Linked DNA regions of Homo sapiens: region 2 is linked to region 1. Evidence: chromatin contacts called from ENCODE Hi-C or POLR2A ChIA-PET data. All regions are on one chromosome and are shown on one strand. The core of a region is the stretch at or near the end of the contact, and the rest is flanking DNA. Distances in the headings are between cores, read along the strand shown. Region 1 overlaps SLC16A10 (solute carrier family 16 member 10). Region 2 overlaps LOC105377944 (a long non-coding RNA gene).

Evidence for each region. A loop is a pair of places that touch in the nucleus more often than their neighbours do. ChIA-PET counts read pairs that join two places held with the same protein, here RNA polymerase II (POLR2A). Pooled maps may share reads with other maps.
Region 2: a loop to region 1 is called in a pooled map of gastrocnemius medialis, with 2.1 times the contacts of the local background. The contact joins two enhancer-like sites. A Hi-C loop is called at or near these places in 1 of 168 maps with a recorded cell type or tissue (gastrocnemius medialis) and 1 of 50 pooled maps. POLR2A ChIA-PET finds 5 or more read pairs at or near these places in 2 of 52 experiments (T-cell and activated T-cell).

The regions. Positions count from the first base shown.
Region 1 is chr6:111,125,626-111,130,616 of GRCh38, reverse strand. The region is part of intron 1 of SLC16A10 (solute carrier family 16 member 10); the gene reads right to left. Among named protein-coding and RNA genes, the nearest start is that of SNORD166, 14 kb to the right of the region's middle. Within about 2 kb of position 1,401, at least 5 of the 41 ENCODE cell types and tissues checked have a DNase peak (open chromatin) inside an H3K27ac peak, as active enhancers do; they include gastrocnemius medialis, where a contact is called at or near this core.
Region 2 is chr6:111,648,099-111,653,407 of GRCh38, reverse strand. The region is part of intron 2 of LOC105377944 (a long non-coding RNA gene); the gene reads left to right. Among named protein-coding and RNA genes, the nearest start is that of TRAF3IP2, 45 kb to the right of the region's middle. Within about 2 kb of position 1,772, at least 2 of the 41 ENCODE cell types and tissues checked have a DNase peak (open chromatin) inside an H3K27ac peak, as active enhancers do; they include gastrocnemius medialis, where a contact is called at or near this core.

The DNA.
Region 1 (4,991 bases), core at 152-2,651:
TGGCCCTTCTGCCTGGTGAGGCTGCAGCATGTAATGCAGAGGTAATGCTACCAAGCCACAAGGAAGCTCCACACACACATAACAGAATGTCTAGTGCTGAGAGTACAACAGTGCTCATTCAACTGATACTCCCCCAAAAAGGGGGAGTCCATCAAAAAAAGAACAGCTTGGGGAAAGATGCTTCTAAGCACTGTTTACATGTAAACATAAAGAAACTAGCAACATGTCAGTGAACAGATTCACTGAAGACCATCTCAGCTGTCTTCTAGAGGGCACATAAACAAGTTCCCATAGTAGAGAAGAATGCCTTCACATGAGTTTAACAGGAAGACCTTCTCCCCTAGAAATATTGTGTTGACTCCACTGTGATGGGATTTCGTTTAGAACACATTCCCCATGACTATACATGCTACAGTACTAACATGTGTCTCTTGTTTTTTGTTATGATAAAGTGTGGCAGGGAGCAGGTCTTAAAAGCACACAAATAAGTGTTAGAAGCAAACTACATACTCTGACATGATGACTGTGTCTCATAACCAAATATTCCAGTTGGTAACTCCAGTGTAGGTTTTCTTAAAGAAATGATAGCTTGAACTTAATGCAAAACCTAATTTTGGAATTCTAGTTGTATAAATTATTTTCTCAGGATTTTGGATTCTGTTGTGTAAGATGACCTCAATCAGACTAAACACAATGTGTCAAAGCAAAAAATTAAAAAAAAATCACTTTGAATTTTACTTATTTTATGAGGGAGAAAAGAGAAACAATTGTCTCTATCAGTTGTCTCAGGCCTTCTGCATTGAGATTTAACAGCATCTCTACTTTGTCCTGTGGCCTTTCACTCAAGTTGTCCCTTGTCACACCCAGAGGCCCAAGAGAGAAAAGGCAATTTGGATATGGGGAGCTGTCAGTAAAGATTCTGAATATGGGATTCCATCCTAAGAGTGTCTCAAGTTATATCTTGGAGGCCTTTGAATGCCATATGGCTAGTCTACAGTTATACAAATGTAAAACTTAAAAACCACTTTGAGTTAAACTGAATTTAAATACAGAATAACAGCTTTATCACTAAAATAGCATTTGTCAAGAACTTTGTTCTTTCACTGATAAAACTGGCTTTATAACATGTAACTATTAAATATAAAGCCACTGACAAGAACAAAATATTGATAATTCTGACAAATTATAATGCATTGCCTATTCACTGAAGTGCTAACCTCAATTAAAGTACCATATCAGGTAGAAATTGTTTTGTTTTTCCTATTTTCTAACACTGAACTCAACCAGCTTGATAGTTTCACATCAGTTCCAAACCACTGTACTTTTCCACTTGTGCCCCCAACCCCCCTTCCTTCTTTGCCCACTTTCTTGGAAGCCTGACAGACTGCTCCAAGGTCCAAATACACAGCTGTTCCTTCCAAGGCCAGCTCCAAAACTGACATGGGCTGCCTGGTAGGCATCATTCCAATCAATTAGTAATGCCTCGTAACCTTTTCATGTTTCAGTCTTTTCCTTTTCACTGGAAAGACTTACTGCCTAACTTTAAAACCTGTTATAGCATAATGTTAAATGAAAAATAAGTAGATACTCTATAACTGTGTATAAAAATGAAAAAATATGAAATATGAAAAATATGAAAAAATAAAACAATTGAAATGAATATGAAAATTGTTTTATTTTTGAATATGAAAAAATAAACAATTGAAATGAATATGAAAATTGTTTTATTTTTGAATATGAAAAAATAAAATGAATATGAAAAAATATGAATATGAAAAATATAAAAACAATTTGTTGGGGTAAAGATTTTTCTTGATTTACAAATTTTTATAATTATTATTATAGTCTGTGCAATAAAAAAAAACCACTAAGGAGGTAATCATCATAATCTGTCACTGGCAAGCCCCCTTCCATCTTCTATAAGGAACAACACACTCTCTTTTGAATACAGAGGTATTCGTTCTCTCCTCAATAAAAAGCCTTCCTTACTGCATCCGACTTCGAGTGGCACACAGGTGGAACTCGTCCAGTAGAAATGTTTAGAGTGTGGTGTTATGGAATTAACATCTATATTTTTTCTTCAAACCAACCAGTGTGTCTTGATCAGCCAGCCTTTCTTCTCCAACAGAAGAGCACCGCTCCCTCTTCTTATCAGACCACTAAATAATCAATAAGTAATCATTAAACATATGATTGTGAAGAAATAATTAAGAAAACAGTCTCTAGTGTAGAGTTAAGTGTAGGTTTGAACCCTGGCATCACTGACCTGCTACGGGACCTCAAACAGATTAATTAACCACTCTGTGCCTCATTTTCCTCATCTGTAAAATGAGAAGGAAAGTAGCAGAATAATGGAGATAAAAAAGCTTGGAACTGGCTCTTCGTAAGCACTCAATAAATGTTTACTATAATTATAATTATTATTAGAATGCTAACCAATTGATGATAACAGTTAAACTGACAGAAAGATTCAAAGAAACAAACTTCCAAGGAAATGAAACCCTGTTTTAAGAAGAAAATTCAAGGGTATCACTGCCCCTTTTGGCCTCAGTAGAGACGAGAAAAGCTACTAACAGTCTAAAGCCTCAGAGCAAAGGCAGCAGTAATCTTGGATTGGGCCTGGATTCAGCTTGGTGAATAGGGAAGACGACCCAGTCCACGCAGGTTCACTCATGTAATCTCAAGAAGCCACAGTTTCAACAATGTCCCTCTCCATGCACAACAGGATTTTGCTTTTTCTCCTAACCCCCACTACTTCCTAATCCCTATTTTGTGTCTAGTGTTTAGAAATAGCCTTTTCACCCATTTCCCTCTACTCTGTTTCCACCCTTCATGCCCCTTCGGACTGTTAGAGCAAACAGATCCAATGATAGATAACTAGAACCATAATGCCACTTTAGAGATGACTGCTGCAAAAATACGTGATAAATATCATCCAATGATCAGATTAGGAGTACACCAGCAAGAACACTGCAGTTCTAATTGCTGATCAGCCACCACTAGTTGTATGTCACATAAGATTCTAGCAAGAAAGACATATTTCTTCTATACCATTATTTCCTTCACAGTACCTGGCCTAGCGCCCGCCCAAAATAAGACACATCACTCCCCTGCTCAAAATCCTACACTCAGAAGAAATCCAAGCTCTTTACCCTGGCCTACAAACCCTACACAATCCAGTCCCTCTACCTCCACACTGCACCAATAAAATGTGCCGCCTGTGATCCTGCCTTTCGGCTTCTGTGCTTCTGTTTCCTCCTGGGAAGTGATTCCCCCAGGTATTCATGTGGCTATGGTCACTCAGGTCTCAGATCAAATACCACTTCGTGTGATAGGACTTCCCAACTAGCACCCTTCTCAAGCATTGTCCCGTTTTACTTTCCTCAAAGTCCTTGTCACTCCATAAAATTCTTGTTGACTCATTTACCATTTCTACCACTAAAATGTAAATTCCATCAGAGTAAGCACCCTACCAGGTTTGCCCTGTGCTCCTGATGCCTAGCACAATGACTAGCGTATAGAAAGGGGCTCTCAATTTTTGTTGAGTTAAATGAGTAATAACCTCTGAAAATAATACTACCAATATTTATTGAATGCCTACTATATGCCTCCACTGTTCTAAATATCAGGTTGGTGCAAAAGTAATTGCGGTTTTTGCCGTTACTTTTAATTCTACCTATTATCTCATTTAAGCTACCCAACAATCCTATAAGGTCCTCCATTTTACAATGAGAAAACCAGGGCTTTGAGAGATTAAGTTGCTGCACCATCACTCAGCTAGGTAATTGGTAGAGCTAGTATTCTGGTCTGGTTCATAATATATAATTCATATAAAAATATAAGAACTTCTATTATTAACCACAGTGCTATACTACCTCCAAGTCAGAGTTCTTCATTTGTAATATATTAATAACCATGTCATCTCACTAGACTTGACAGGCTTATAGTAAGGAAAAATATATAAAAACAAATTGAAAAGTATAAAGTACTATGTGGATTATATTATAACATCCTAAAAGTCATGGACTGCCTCACATGACTCTAACTAGATCAAAAAGAAACGTGGTAAGCAATAAAGCTCTTTAATCTCACACTTCACCTAGGTCACAGTGCTCAGTAGTAGCATGAATATGACGCTCCTAGATATAGTTCAACATTAGTCAATGCATATTTCTACCTACTTACCATTCAGCTGCAACTGTACAAGCATGAACTATAAGAAGAAGCTAATCAAAGGATTAGTGTGAAAAAGAGGATCCATAAATACCAAGAAACACCTCCTGGTGAAGTCAACCTGCCCTTTACAACCAAACACCAACCCCAATGGCTCCTCATTCATTACATGGAAAAAACTAAGGTAAAAAACTAAGGAAAAAAAAACTAAGGAAAAAATCCAGCCTGGAACACTGTTTTAAGCAGTCTTCAAAATCTTAATATTTATTATTCTAGGACTTTAAGATAATTCCTAATTCCTATCAGAGGTTTCAACTATAAATTTAGAAATGGGCACTATCGATTATAAATCTGACATTTATGATGAGTATTACACAGATATAAACATATACCATAAAATATGCATGTGCCTGTGTTTGAACAAAGCCGCTACTGACTCAAGTTACTAATTTCTATGTCTGTCTTCTCTAAGAATTTACAACAGAAATCAGTATATAACTGTAATTCAGTGTAGAGCAGTATTTGAGTTCAAAGATTTAGGCTTGTGTCCTAGGTTTTCCAGAAAACTCCTGTTTGATCTAGTCAATCTGAGCCTCAGTTTCCTTATCTGTACAATGAAGATAATAATAATACCATCCTACCTGTTGGCCAAGTTAGAATTAAGGGTGTTACTTTATATAAAAATACACCAGAAGGTTTAAGGCAGTAAACAGACTTTACATTTTTTATATAGCAATTGAAAGGAATCCTAATAACAAACATACAGTATAAATATAAACTCTTATGGATATTCAAGAATAAAGAGAGTTGTAAAGGAT
Region 2 (5,309 bases), core at 523-3,022, 520 kb before region 1:
GGCTGGGATTCTGTTTCAGAATCAAATGCAAAATGGAGAATATTGTTCCAACTGTAAAGGTTTTGCAATCTACAATCAGTCAGAATGAAAAGATATCATGTAATCCACCTTAACAGTCAGAAGCTGCACTATTGCTGTGAATTATGATATTTGTTCATGACTAATGTAGATTTTCAGACCTAGAATGGTTGAAGGTGGGCAGGAATTTGTAGGTATACCAGATACCCTTCACTTCAACAGGGCACACCCATGTCAGCTGATGTTTATATCTCTTCCTCTCCTCCTTTTCCCTCCTCCTCACCCCTTGCTCCCCAATCTCATTAGAATCATGAAATTTTTACTTATATATTCATTAATTCTCTTCATCCCCATCTCTCCACAAAAGATCATTATCTACTTATTAAATTCAGCCCTTACACAGTGTCTCATGCCTGTAATCTCAGCTATTCGGAAGGATGAGGCGGGAGGATTGCTTGAGGTCAGGAGTTCGAGAACAGCCTGGGCAACATAGCCAGATGTCGTCTCTAAAAAAATTAAAATTAAAAATTTAATAGGGCACGGTGGCACACACCTATAGTTCCAGCTACTCAGGAGGCTGAGGTGAGAGGGGATCACTTGAACCCTGGAGGTCAAGGCTACATTGAGCTGTGATTGTGCCACTGCACTCCAGCCTGGGCAATAAAACAAGACCCTGTCTCTGAAAAAAAAAATTTTTTTTTTTTTAAATAAATTCAGCCCTTAGAGTTCTACCTTTCAGGGCAAACCTGTTTCCTTTGTTGGACTAATTCCTGTCTCTTCTACAAACTTGCTGGTCCCAAAACGCTGAACTTTGAACCCCACAAATCTCAATACTTCTTATCTGTTGGGTGCCCATTCTGGTTAAGCAAAAGGACCTTCCCTAATCCTAATACTCGTCCCCACTCTTTCCATCTCTATCCCCAACCGCTGCTACTGGCTGAAGATTATTAGATACTAGTTTTGTACCTATGCGTCCTGCCACTTGCTATAAATCGCCTTTATGCAAATCGAAAAAGCTACCCTGCCTCAAGACACTTTGCTGCCATCTGCCAGGAAATTGTTGTAATAAATATGCAAAAGGATAATGACTAGAATGTGAATGGTGCCCCTTAGAATTGTGCAGTATGCAACTGGCACAACTATATGTGACAACCCTGTTGTTTGAAATCACCTGAACTCTCCTGGAACCCTGTGTAAAAATCACAACCACCATAGGTCAGTTTTGCCTTTTCATGACAGTTTGCCACTTCAAAATCTAAATCTTCCACCATGATCAGAAATTGCTGAGGGGCAGTTTCTAGGAGAGACAGAGTCCCCACGCAGCAGTACCTATAAGATTATAGGGCTCTTCCAGCATTCAGCCCAAGCTTTGACCTGCTACCTGGGCAGATACAACCCAAACCATACTTGGTTGATTTTCGGGAAGCATCCAAGTTAGAAAGCTGGTAAGGCTGAATGTTGGGGTGCAGGGGGAGGTAGACCTAGCTTACATTCAGGTCAGCCATTACCCATCTCTGGCTTTGGCGGCTTCATTTCTTGTTGATTGCCCCATCTGTTCTCCTCCCTCCTTCCCATGCAGCACAACCTGCACGTACTGGTGATCTCTCACTACATAACAAACCACTCCAAAACTTAGTGGCAGAAATAGAAACAGTCATTTATTTTGATCACGAGTCTGCAATCTGAGCAGGACTCATCGAGGCCAGCTCACCCCTGTTCCACACGGCATCAGCTAGCGCAGCTCGGGTGTGGCCGGAGGAGCTGCTATCACAAGGGCTCTTGCATTTCACAATGGCTCTGCATCAACACACTGCTACGTTGATGCCAGCTGTTGACCTCAGGAGCTCAGCTGGGGCTACTGATAGGCGCTTTTGTTCCTCTCCACTTGGGCTCCCATGTGTGCGTGGACTTGCTTACACGGTGGTACCCATGTTGAACTACCCCAGCTGACTCATCATTAAGTAGAGACAAGCTGGACCCACCCAGCTCTGCCCAAATTTCAAATTTCTGAACAAAACAAATGACTGTGGCTTTAAGCCATTAAACCTTGGGATAGTTTACTTTGTAGCAATCAATCAATAGAATGTATACTCTATGCTAAATGTTGCATGAATCCATTCCCACATCTTTCTAGGGTGCCTCCTGGTGCTGCAGAGTCTAGGAAGCTAAAAACTACACTGCCCAGAGTCTCTTTTCATTAGGATCATGATTGTGAGTTAAGCTACACCAATTAGACTTATTTGCACAAAGCTTGGAAGGCAGAGGCCAATGTCTTGCAGCTTTTGGCTACTTTCTGCTGCAAAGCAAGATCATGGAGCTACTGATAGCCACTCTCCAGCTTCATGGGCATCAAGAATCTTGTGGACGTGGCAGTGGCTAGGTTCCTCTGCCTGGCAAATGCGGTGGTGGCAGTAATTCACGCTGTTCCTGGCTTGCTGACCACTTTCTGGCCTTGTCTTGCAGCCATGATGTTCTTGCAGTCAACAGTCCCAGTGGCAGCTTCCTGAGTCCTCCTTCCTGATTGTGGCAGAGGTGATAGCACCCCTGACAGATTGATTTTACCACATTCTGGGAGCCATCCTCGGAGGCCCAGCCTAGAGCCCTCTCTTCCAGCCTTTCCAACAAGTTTGCAATTCTTCATGTTATATTCTTTTTTGCTTAAAAACTCTAGCATGGTTTCTATTTCCTACACAGAACCCTGTAACAGATATCCAGGTGATCCCAAAGTTTTGTCTCTTCTCAGTCTTTCTTTTGTTCTTGCTTGTTTGCTTTCTCTCATTTAATCATTCCTTTAATAAATATTTATGGAATGTCTACTATGGGCCAGGCACTGCACTAGACCCTGGAGAAAAATCGATGAACTAAGCAGACATGGCCTCGCCCTCATGAGATGAGGCAGGGCAAAGACCATGAGGCAGCAAAAGACAACCCTTGGGTCCAGTCGGCCCCTGCTTGTTTTTGTATATAACGTTTTCTTGAAACACAGCACACTCATTCATTTATGTCTTGTCCATGGCTGGTTTTGCCCAACAATGGTAAAGTTGAGTAGTTGCAACAGAGACTATATGACCTACAATGCCGAAAATACTTACTATCTGGCCTTTTTTAGGAAAAGTTTGCCAGCTCCTGTATTAGATAAATAAAACGCCAAGTCATACTCCTTTGGTTCCCCACAGCCAATAAGTTGCTCTTTCTGTCAATTCTGCGGACACCAGGGGTCCCCAACCCTTGGGTCATGGAGTGGTACCAATCCGTGTCCTGTTAGGAACCGGGCCGCCCAGCAGGAGATGAGCGGCAGGTGGGTGAGCATTACTGCCTGAGCTCCACCTCCTGTCAGATCAGCAGTGGCATTTAGATTCTCAAAGGAGTCTGAATCCTATTGTGAACTGCATGAAAGGGATCTAGGTTGCAGGCTCCTTATGAGAAGCTAATGCCTGATGATCTGAGGTGGAATGGTTTCATCCCGAAACCCTCCCCCCACCCCCATGCCCACCACCAGGCTATGGAAAAATTGTCTTCCATGAAACTGGTGCTGGTGCCAAAAAGGTTGGGGACAGCTGGCAACACCACAGCACCATGCATGGTGCTAAGCACTTCATGAGAATCCTCTAAGTTAATTCTCAGAACAACCTTTGGGATACATTATTATTATCTCTGTTCTACAGACAAGGAGACTGAGATTTAGAGAGATTTGGGCTTAGGTGACTGGGAGGATGGTGATATGGAAAAGGAATAGAAAACAGGCAGAAGATGACAAGCTCAGTCCGAACTCACAGCACATGAGGCACCTGCAGAGAGGCACACGGGGCTATCCCGGTAGGTTTCAGGCTTGGTGTGAATTTCAAGTCTGGACAGCTTTTAAGTTCAAATCACAATTCTACCATTGACTAACTAGCTGTGTGACTTTGGGCAAGTTACTTCACTTTCCCTTCTGGCTTCTTTTATTTTTTATTTATTAATTTTTTTTTTTTTTGAGATGGAGTTTCACTCTTGTTGCCCAGGCTGGAGTGCAATGGTGTGTGATCTCGGCTCACTGCAACCTCTGCCTGCCTGGTTCAAGTGATTACCCTGCCTCAGCCTCCCGAGTAGCTGGGATTACAGGTGCCAGCCACCACGCCTGGCTAATTTTTTGTATTTTTAGTAAAGACGGGGTTTCACTATGTTGGCCAGGCTGGTCTCGAACTCCTGACCTCAGGCGATCCACCCACCTCGGCCTCCCAAAGTGCTGGGATTACAGGCTTGAGCCACCACACCTGGGCTATTTATTAATTTTTTAAAGAGACAGGGTTGCTCTGTCACCCAGGATGGAATAAAGTGGTACAATCATAGCTCATCACTGTAACCTCAAACTCCTGGGCTCAAGCCATCCTTCCACCTCAGCCTCTCTAGGGGCTAGGACTACAGGCATGCACCACCACACCCAGCTAATTTTGTGTGTGTGTGTGTGTGTGTGTGTGTGTGTGTGTGTGTGTTTTCTTTGGTCCAGGCAGGTCTCAAACTTCTGGACTCAAGTAATCCTCCCACCTGAACCTCCCAAGGCACTGAGATTACAGTTTTCTCATAAATAAAATGGGCTCTTGTGAAAACTAGAAAAAGTAATATGCAAACAGTATCTAGCATCATAGGGGCTAGGTACACAGATACATGTGCCAGGTATATGGTACGTGGTATATGTTTGATACGTGTTGGCAACTTCTCCTTCCCCTTCAGTCTTATCCTTCACATGGTAGAAAGTAATCTTCCAGAATTACAGCTTTAATTATGTTATTTTCCTCCTCAAAAAATGTGGTAGTTCCCACTGACCCCCACTGTCATGGAAGGAGACCTGTTTGGAGGACCTGCCCAGCCACGCCTCTTTCTTTCAACTTCCACACACACTATCCCCTCTATTGAAGGGTGAGCACAGTAGGTTGTGTTTTCACTGTATAACACCCCCACCCTGCCCCCGACCAGAACAGCTGATATTTGAGGGGTAGACACCTGACCAAGGGACAAACAGTCCATTGGCCACTGGCTAATCAAATTGTCTCTGTCCAGTTGGATCCAAGAATCAAGAGACCGTGGTGACAGATGCTTGGCCTGCAGGTTGGCTTAAGTCAGGGCTAGAGTTGCCCTATGGGTGATCAGATGACACAGCGTGCAGAGAGAAGCAGTGGCAAGAAACCATGGGCCACCAGAGAGAGTGACTGGGAATAGCTACTGTCCACGCTCTAGCATCTGGAGGTCCAATAGCGCTACCCCACATCATTTCTGTGAGATTCCTCTGAAGCATTGTGTACATCAGCTCTTTA